3 separate regions of the Homo sapiens genome follow, and regions 1 and 2 are each linked to region 3. Evidence: chromatin contacts called from ENCODE Hi-C or POLR2A ChIA-PET data. All regions are on one chromosome and are shown on one strand. Each heading gives the region's core, a stretch centred on a gene start or an enhancer-like site at or near the end of the contact. The rest is flanking DNA. Distances are from core to core; before and after follow the strand shown. Region 1 holds the start of VCP (valosin containing protein). Region 2 holds the start of DNAJB5-DT (DNAJB5 divergent transcript). Region 3 holds the start of CLTA (clathrin light chain A).

What was found. Hi-C counts contacts between places; a loop is a spot of excess contacts on that map. ChIA-PET counts read pairs that join two places held with the same protein, here RNA polymerase II (POLR2A). Pooled maps may share reads with other maps.
Region 1: a loop to region 3 is called in a pooled map, with 16 times the contacts of the local background. The contact joins the promoter of VCP here to the promoter of CLTA in region 3. A Hi-C loop is called at or near these places in 1 of 37 single-sample maps with no recorded cell type and 10 of 50 pooled maps. POLR2A ChIA-PET finds 5 or more read pairs at or near these places in 1 of 52 experiments (B cell).
Region 2: a loop to region 3 is called in a map of CD8-positive, alpha-beta T cell, with 14 times the contacts of the local background. The contact joins the promoter of DNAJB5-DT here to the promoter of CLTA in region 3. A Hi-C loop is called at or near these places in 2 of 168 maps with a recorded cell type or tissue (CD8-positive, alpha-beta T cell and gastrocnemius medialis), 1 of 37 single-sample maps with no recorded cell type and 8 of 50 pooled maps. POLR2A ChIA-PET finds 5 or more read pairs at or near these places in 1 of 52 experiments (T-cell).

Annotation. Positions count from the first base shown.
Region 1 is chr9:35,071,259-35,073,958 of GRCh38, reverse strand. It overlaps VCP (valosin containing protein), which reads left to right and starts at 1,334. Exons shown (of 17, transcript NM_007126.5): 1 at 1,334-1,622. The coding sequence starts at 1,606. FANCG (FA complementation group G) reads left to right here. Exons shown (of 14, transcript NM_004629.2): 14 at 1-120. RefSeq lists enhancers at 767-816, 837-976, 1,177-1,226 and a silencer at 1,627-2,256.
Region 2 is chr9:34,987,952-34,990,651 of GRCh38, reverse strand. DNAJB5-DT (DNAJB5 divergent transcript) reads left to right here and starts at 1,273. Exons shown (of 2, transcript NR_109756.1): 1 at 1,273-1,493. It overlaps DNAJB5 (DnaJ heat shock protein family (Hsp40) member B5), which reads right to left and starts at 907. Exons shown (of 5, transcript NM_001349723.3): 1 at 821-907; 2 at 1-153. The coding sequence starts at 21. RefSeq lists enhancers at 1-722, 1,277-1,486 and silencers at 1,004-1,152, 667-1,166.
Region 3 is chr9:36,189,644-36,192,343 of GRCh38, reverse strand. CLTA (clathrin light chain A) reads right to left here and starts at 1,423. Exons shown (of 5, transcript NM_001833.4): 1 at 1,071-1,423. The coding sequence starts at 1,287. RefSeq lists enhancers at 1,228-1,447, 1,163-1,788.

The DNA of each region.
Region 1 (2,700 bases), core at 85-2,584, 1.1 Mb after region 3:
AGTTACTACCATTCTCGTTTTGGAGGAAACAATCTCTGCCACCACCAAGTCATTGACTTTGCTCGAGGCACCTTTTTTCCTGTTTCTCCTTTTCTGTTGTCGAGTAAAATTTCATATTTATCTCGTCTGCCTACTACATATACTTGCGTGGGAAGGCTTGTGACCGTCTAGTTGAGTGCTAGTTGTCTATGATGCCCTTTCCTGACATCGTCTACCTTATGAACTTGAAGTCTGGGTATGAGGAAAGGGCTACAGGAATCCTCACTTTGGAGGCAGTGGCTTTAGTCCTTCACATTGCCTGAATGCAGAGCCCCAAAGCCCAGGACAGTGACAATGAGTGGAGTTGGGTCTGAAGGGTGGTCTAGATAGGCCTCTCAGGACAAGGGCAGGTACCTGTTACTTAGAGACAGGCAGGTTTCTCTCAGAGTAACTCTTCACTCCCTTCCTAATTCCAAATTCTAGAAATTCGACTCGTCTTAGTCAAATGTGTCTGTGTGGGTACAGGGTGAAAGGTGAATTGAGTCAGCATATCACCAACAGCTGCCTGTTGACTACTAACAGGGACCCCTGTTATTTGGGGCCCAAGGATTTTCAAGTCCCAGCATATGCAGTTTTCTTGCTAATTTGGGTTCTACTGAATTGGCTGTGTGTTCTGTGGTTGCCCTTTGACTTCTCTGGATTTGAGTGCCTTATTATAAGGTATTAATATTAATGACGGGAGGAAGAAAGGCACAAGCGCTGAGAAACTGCAAAGGCTGTGGGATTGGGGTTACCAGAGGGTGCAGTGACAATGGGGTAGGAGTGGGGTGCTAGTCAGAAAGTTCAGAGTAGGGGTGGTTGGAGGCAGCGTTGAGAAGGAGCAAGAAGTGTCAGGGTGGTGATGGCGTCTTAGAAGATCTCCAGGTTTTGGGAGAAGATGGGTGTATGGGTTACCACAATAGGACTAGACTAATACAAGGGTTCAGTCTATTGTGCCACGTTCTTCCAGGAGGATAAACTCCGGAGCCAATGAACTGGAGCCAAGTGGGAGAGTCCGCCTCTAAGGGATTAAAGGGTCTCCTTTCACTAATCGATCTCGCCCTATTCCTTTCGTTGATTGGCTGAGAATTCCAATCCGTCGAGGAAGCGTAGCGTTGCGGCCAATTGACGTGGCGTTACTAGGCGTGTCGCATCACTGAGGCGGGAGCCAGGCCGCAAGCGAATTTCCTGATTGGCTGTGATCTGCGGGTTGCTGGGGAGAGGCGCGGAGAGGCGGGCGAGAGTCCGCAGGGCAGGCGCTGATTGGCTGAGGTGGGAGCAGCTTCCCTTCCGATGATTCGGCTCTTCTCGGCTCAGTCTCAGCGAAGCGTCTGCGACCGTCGTTTGAGTCGTCGCTGCCGCTGCCGCTGCCACTGCCACTGCCACCTCGCGGATCAGGAGCCAGCGTTGTTCGCCCGACGCCTCGCTGCCGGTGGGAGGAAGCGAGAGGGAAGCCGCTTGCGGGTTTGTCGCCGCTGCTCGCCCACCGCCTGGAAGAGCCGAGCCCCGGCCCAGTCGGTCGCTTGCCACCGCTCGTAGCCGTTACCCGCGGGCCGCCACAGCCGCCGGCCGGGAGAGGCGCGCGCCATGGCTTCTGGAGCCGAGTGAGTGTGCGCGCGCCGTTCGCTTGCTGCGGCGGCGCGCACCGGGACCAGCCGCGCAGGGTAGGCCCGGCGGGGCCTGGCCGTGGGCGCGTCAGAGAGGTGGAGACCAGGAAAGAGGGAAGGGAAGCTAGGGGGCGAGTGAGGGGCCGTGGACCCGGCAGGCCCGGCTGGGGCCAGCTGCGCACCCGCGCGCCCCCTAGGCGGGGCTTGCGTTGGGTCCGGGTCGGAGCCTGGGCCGGATCGTGCTGTGTCATGCAGGCCCCGGCCCGCCCGATTGGCTCCCTTAGAACGGACGTCTGGGCCTGGCCAGGTCTTCCGGCCCACTCCGCCGGCGCGGCGCCCCGGGGCTTTGGGGCGCCAGTCTGCCGTCCGGCCTACCACCCGCCGAAAGCCTTTGGTCCCCGGAGAGAGCAGGCCCCGCGAGCCCGAGGCCCCAGCCGGGCCCGGTGGGCGTGGACTTTGCGCCATGTGAAGGCCTCAGGAGCTCTGCCACCGAGGCGGAGCCCGGGGTCGGGGAAGGCCCGCCGAGCTCAGGGAAGCTCACAGCCGCCTTTTTGGAGCCGGGTCGGCGGGGCCGGAGGTGGGCATCCTCTGTGTGTGACCTGAGTCGTGAAGGACTGTTAGGGAGAGGGCGAGCCCTACCTTTCGCTTCTGGTCTTCTTACTTTAGGCCTGTTGTTCATACTAGAAAGTTTGAGCCAGTTTTCCTTAATGTTATGACTCGTGGGTGGGGAGAAAGGAATTTTTCTTTAACATTTTAGGTTCTTGCTAAAGTTGGAATCTCAGTTCGTGTTTTGTGCGCCTTTCCAGATTTCCAGGTTTCGTGGTGTGCAGTTTAGAGTTGCACTAACTCTTCAAAAACACAAACGTGCGCGCACTCCTTTCCCCAACCAGCTATATTGAGAAATTACCCGGGCTCTGGGGCTTTCTGACCCCACCTCCATCCTTAGGAAAGCGTTAGATAAAACTTGGCTACCTCAGCCCATTCAATTTAGAATAGAGAGCTTTTAGAGGCAAAAAAAAAAAAAAAAAAAAAAAAAAAAACACAGCCAGCCCAAGGAAACTCTATGCAAATTACC
Region 2 (2,700 bases), core at 24-2,523, 1.2 Mb after region 3:
GAGCACTGTGCGCTTAAACATGCCCAGCCAAGCCCCTCACCTCTGATCGCTCCACCGGAGCCGGCCTGAAGTGCTGCAGCTCTGGAAGCCACCTCCTTGGACTCTCAGAGGCGCGTGCCCAGCAAGGCCTGTCTGGCGCAGCAGGTGCCGGACCTGATCCCCAAATGTGGAGAGTGAAGGGAGAAGACCCGCGGCCACCTGCTCTCAGGTGCAGCAGTGTCTGGCTGGCTGTGAGCGGCTGTATGGCAGCGTGTCAGTGAGGCTGGGAGTGCAAGCGTGTGTTTGTGAGTGGCAGCGTGTATACCTGTGACAGGTGTGATTGTGAGGGCCCGAGAGGCAGTGAGCTCCTGTCGCCTCTCACTGGGGAGGACCCGACCCCAATCCCCAAGAACCTACTCAATGAAGTCACTGACGGGAGTCTCCTCCCTCGCAGATGGGCGGGGCAGAGCGGAGCTCGGCCGGGACAAAAGGCGCGGCGAGGAGAGGAGGGGAGGGGGCTCGGGCGGGGGAGGGTGGTCGGTGATGTCACCCGCGCTGGCTGGCTGGTCTGCTCACAGATGCCTCCGCCCCACAGAACCCAATCTGGTCCGGTCCGACTCGACCCTCCCCTCCCCTCCCCTCCCCGACTCAGACGCTGGCTGCCCCCTGTGACAGCCAAGCCCTGGTCTAGGACTCCGAGCACCCTGCAGACCCCGGGGCCCCGCATCCCCAAGGCAGCAGAGCCTACGGGCCCTCAGTGTCCCAACCCCCCAACACCAGGAGCCCTGGCTTCACGACGCCCCGCTCCCGGGACCCCCGAGTCCTGGCTTGGCGCCCTCACCGGTGAGGAGCTGCGGGCGCCGCCGTGGTCCGTGAGACAGCCGCTGCCCCCTCCCCCGGCTCCGGCTCCGCCGCCTCCACCCGGGACAGGAGTCGCCTGCCCGCCGGCCGCCGATAGCGGGACCGGGAGCCCGCCCCCACGGCTCCGCCTCCGCGCCGCCCATTGAACCGTCTTCCTGTCACTCAGCTCAGCCTCCACTGTGATTGGGCAGTTTTCAACAAGCGGCTTGGTGATAGCCGCCCATCCTCCGCCCCTGTCACCCGGCCACACGCGCACACATTCCAGGCAGTGATTGGTGTGGATCTGATTGGCGCCCTCTGGGATCACTCAACCACGCCTCTTTGCCATCTTGTCGTGCCATTGGTGAAAAAGACAGAGGGCGGCAACCTCGCTCGCCCTTTGATTTTATTGGTTCGTGCCTGAGACTCAGACCCGAGCCCGGGGGCAAACTATATTAGTCCAATCTCCGGGTTGAGAAGGTGGGACGTACTGGCCACTGCTCGAATCCCAGGAGAACCTTCTGGAACCCTTGCGACGTCAAAGGCAGCCTTAAAGGAAAACTGTACCCACCAGTTGGCCGTGCGGCCGTGCATTCTTTCCTTTCTTCATTGGGGGGCAAGAGGGAGAGAACAGTGCACTCTGGGAGGTGTAGTCCCTGGACCGGGGCCAAAAGGTCAGCACTTCTTACTCGCCTTTCAGCCAACGGTGTAACCACCTCAAGCTGACCTCATTTAGCTTTACCTTATCCTGACCCCGCGGTGGCCTGATGTGACCTAACGGAATCTCTAACAGACCCCACGGATGCCGGGTTTCAGAGCCCCCCGGACCTCTCCCCCGAGGGAAACGGATGGCTCTGCCCAGGCCGGTGCCTCCAGGAATCTCCCCCGCCCACCCTCTGTACAGCCCCTCATCCTCGCGCCCCTCTTCAGCGACCCCGCGGTCTCCATTTCAGTCCCTCTTCTAATCAGTCTCTCATCCTGCTTCCCCCTGGAGTGCCTGTGTTTTAGCCCTTTCCTTCTTGGCCCTAGATGATCTCCTGTCTTCCTTCCCGCAGTGATCCCTTTTGTCTTATTCTTGGTTCTTTCTTTACACCCCGATCTCCTATCCTAGCTCTCCCCTTTCATCTTTCATCTCACTCCCCAAGATCCCCTTCCTTAACACCCTCAGAATCTCTAGTCTCCCCCACCCCCCATTAAGTCATTAGATCTCAGCCCCAGTGTCCCCGATGCAGGGAGCAGGCGGGGCTGCGGAGGCGGTCGCCAGCGGAAGCCGCCACTCCAGCAGACACGGTGCCTGGCGCCCACGTCACTGTCTCCCAGGCCCATCTGTGCTCGAGGGAGCGGGGGTGGGGAGGGAGTAATTTGGGGGTGAAGTGGGGGAGGGGAGTGCTGGGGGGTTGATGATGATAGAAGGGTCAGGCCGGAAGCTCCCCTTTACTTCTTTCTTTCCTATTTTCCAGAGACAGAGTTTGGACACCCATGAGGTCTTGCTAGAAACTGCAGCTTGAGTACCTGGGCCAAGAGCAGAGCAAGGCGGGGGGGGGGTGCCAGGGTCCTGGAGTCATGTCTGTAGATTCTTCACTACCTACCTTCATGCCAGGAGTCACTATGGGGCTCCCAAGGGTAAAGGGGCATGAGGTGTGAAGGAAGAAAGAGACTTGGGGTGAAAGGAGGATGGAAAGGAAGTGGGGTTGGGGGCCAGGAGGGGAGCAGAGATGGGTGATGAATGTGGGGAAATGAGCATGAGGAATTTGAGGAAATGGGGTTGAGGGGGGGAGGTAGGGAGAGGGGGTGGTGAGAGGATGGTGAGATGGGGTGAGGGGGATGAGGAGGGGAGGGGCATGGGGCAGATGAGCCATAGGGTGGGAGTAAGGAGGGCAG
Region 3 (2,700 bases), core at 174-2,673:
ACAGAGCACTACTATAGTGCAGCAAAGCCTCAGTCTCCAACACTTCTACTGTCTCATGTCAAGCCAGCTTCTCTCGTATATGTTACCTACCTGGCTCCTTAAGGTTTGAATTTAGGGTAGACACTACTCCTATATGCCCCAGTAGTGCCCTATTCTCCCTTAGTTGGAATTTTTTAAGTGAATGAAAAGCCGTATTTCATTTCTTCTAGCTAAATTTCCTACTTCTTTGTATTATTAAGTAGGTCTTTTCCACTCATGATCCTAAGCATCACACACAGGTTAAGGCATCCAAAGGTCAAACTGCCATCCTACCTGCCCCATTTTTACTTGAGTTTGGCTGAGAACATTCTCTATTCACCTCTTCATCCCTCCCTGATTGGTTTAGGCTAATCTTGGGTTCTGCTTAGGCAATATTGCCTACCAAAGCTGTTCCCAGAGGAAGAGCTCCAGAAGTCCTAGCTGTAAATCAATCGCTCAACGATAGCAAACTCCTACCGCGCTTGGCAGTTCTTTCTCCAGACCTAGATCATCTTTCGAGTTCCCTACTCCCTCCTTCCTCCTCGTAATCCAACACTCTGTACACCTTAAGTGCTTAAATGCTGAACTGCATTGCTACTTTTGTTTGTATCTCTCAAAAACGATATTTCCATTCTTATTTTTTTCCGCCCTCCTTTTCTAATAACGAGTTCTGTGCTCGGCTCAGACTTATAAGCTTATAAGTCTGGAAAAACTGCGCCAATGCGGTTGCTTCAGAGACCGGACTAAAGGCACAGCAAATGCTTAATGAAAAGTTGCTGAATTGAACGGGCTTCTTCCGGCTCCGGAGCCTGCCACCCTACACTTGCTTTCTCGCTCCGCCCGCGCCCAGAAGCACTCAAACATGCTGAGAACCGAACAGGCTTCTCGAGCCTAGGTTTCTGAAAGACCGGGCCAGGGTCTCGTTTCCTGTTTGCACTGCTCCCTAACCTCCTAATTCAGCAAGGAGCACGAGTCACACAGAAGCTCTCGGACCCACTGTGGACCGAGTTTCCAGACAAGTCCTCTCGCCCCAAACGCGCCCGCACTCTCACCCGGACCCCCCGGCGGCTCGCCGTGCGGCTGGGGCCCGGGGGCGCCGCCGTCCAGGATGGCGAAGGCCTCGTCGTTCTCGATGCCCGCAATCTCGCTCTCTTGCTGCGCCAAGAAGGCCGCAGCCGGGTCTTCTTCGCCGGCGCCGGCCACTCCGTTCCCCAGCGCGGGACCGCCAGGGGCGCCGGCAGGGGCGCCGAACGGATCCAGCTCAGCCATGGCGGGCAACTGAACGGCACGGACACCAACGGTGAGACAAAAACCAACCGACCCACCGACACCACGCCCGGCAGCCACCGCTGTGGTGCCGACTGGGAGAGGAGGACAAGCGCCAGGAGGGAGACGGGTAAAGCGGAAGCCCTACCCGTGTATCCGGTCGGTCTAGGCGGTGTTGCAGAGCCGAAAAGGGAACAACCAATCAGAGGACAACAATGGTTCAGGAGCTACCCAATCAGCAAGTGGAGGGGCGGTCCCCCTAAAACAACTCGTGACTGGGGTAGGGCGGGAGGTGAGGGAGGTGAGCTGCGCGGGCCCCGGGAGGCGGAAGTGCTGCCTGATAGGGAGCGTCCTACCCACCCCGTCTGCTGGAGCTGGACTGACCAGGGACGGCCACCCCTGAGGGGACTCTAGTGCTGCACTGGGAGGTGAGGTGAAGTTAGGGCAGCGACGATTGGCCGATTACTGAAGAGGCATGCCACTTAGGCTTTCTGAACCTCAGTTTCCTCATTCGTAAAATAGAAACAAGAATCCTGCTCTTGCGCCCCCTCCCGGGATTATTAGAAGATTGAATCCTAAAAAAAAAGAAGAAGAAGATTGAATCCTTTTATGGATTTGAGGGTCCCTGGCTTTATAAATTTAAAATATTTAATTCTTTCAGCCAGCCTGGATTATTTGCTCCCTTAGAGCCCATAGATTTACTGTAATTGATTCAGTCCACTCCGATTTTTCTCGCCCATAAGTATTTTTATTTAAAAATGAATATATCTTATCTTCTTCAACGAAGCACTTTTGCAGCCATTACGTCTTTTCGGAGCTAGACAGAAGTTACTAAACCTGGAAAATTCCTTAAGGATCACTTGCTTCAAAGGGAGACACGGTGGCCCTGCTGTTCAAGGAGCGTCAGTGACCCAGAGAGTCAGTGACCAAGAGGAAACGCCTGTCTCCTGGGGACTTCCAAGATACTAGCTACAGTCTCTTATATTTACACCTTTCCTCCCTAAGGACAGCAGGAAAAAGAAAGTTCCGTGTTTCTTTTTAAATCAGGGAGATGTTAATAGCTACATGGCTCATTTTGTCTACACCACAGAAATAACAGTGGTTCCAGTTAATCATGCTCATGTTGAGGGGGAGTGCTTATGCAGGGGCCACCAGAAGACCCCTCTCCTTCACTACCACCACCACCACCCTAAGAAATGAAAAGCCAAAAAAAGAAACCAAAAAACCAGAGGTCAACAAGAAGCTTCCAGAGGTAGTCAGCAGGGGACAAGAAAGTGTTTTTATAAAAAACGCACATATCTTTGATGACAAAAAAAAAGGGATAGCTATGAAGGAAAAATGAAGCAAATAAAAATTATTTAAAGCATATATTTACTTAAAGCATAATTTTAAAGTCATTTAAAGTATGAACCATAG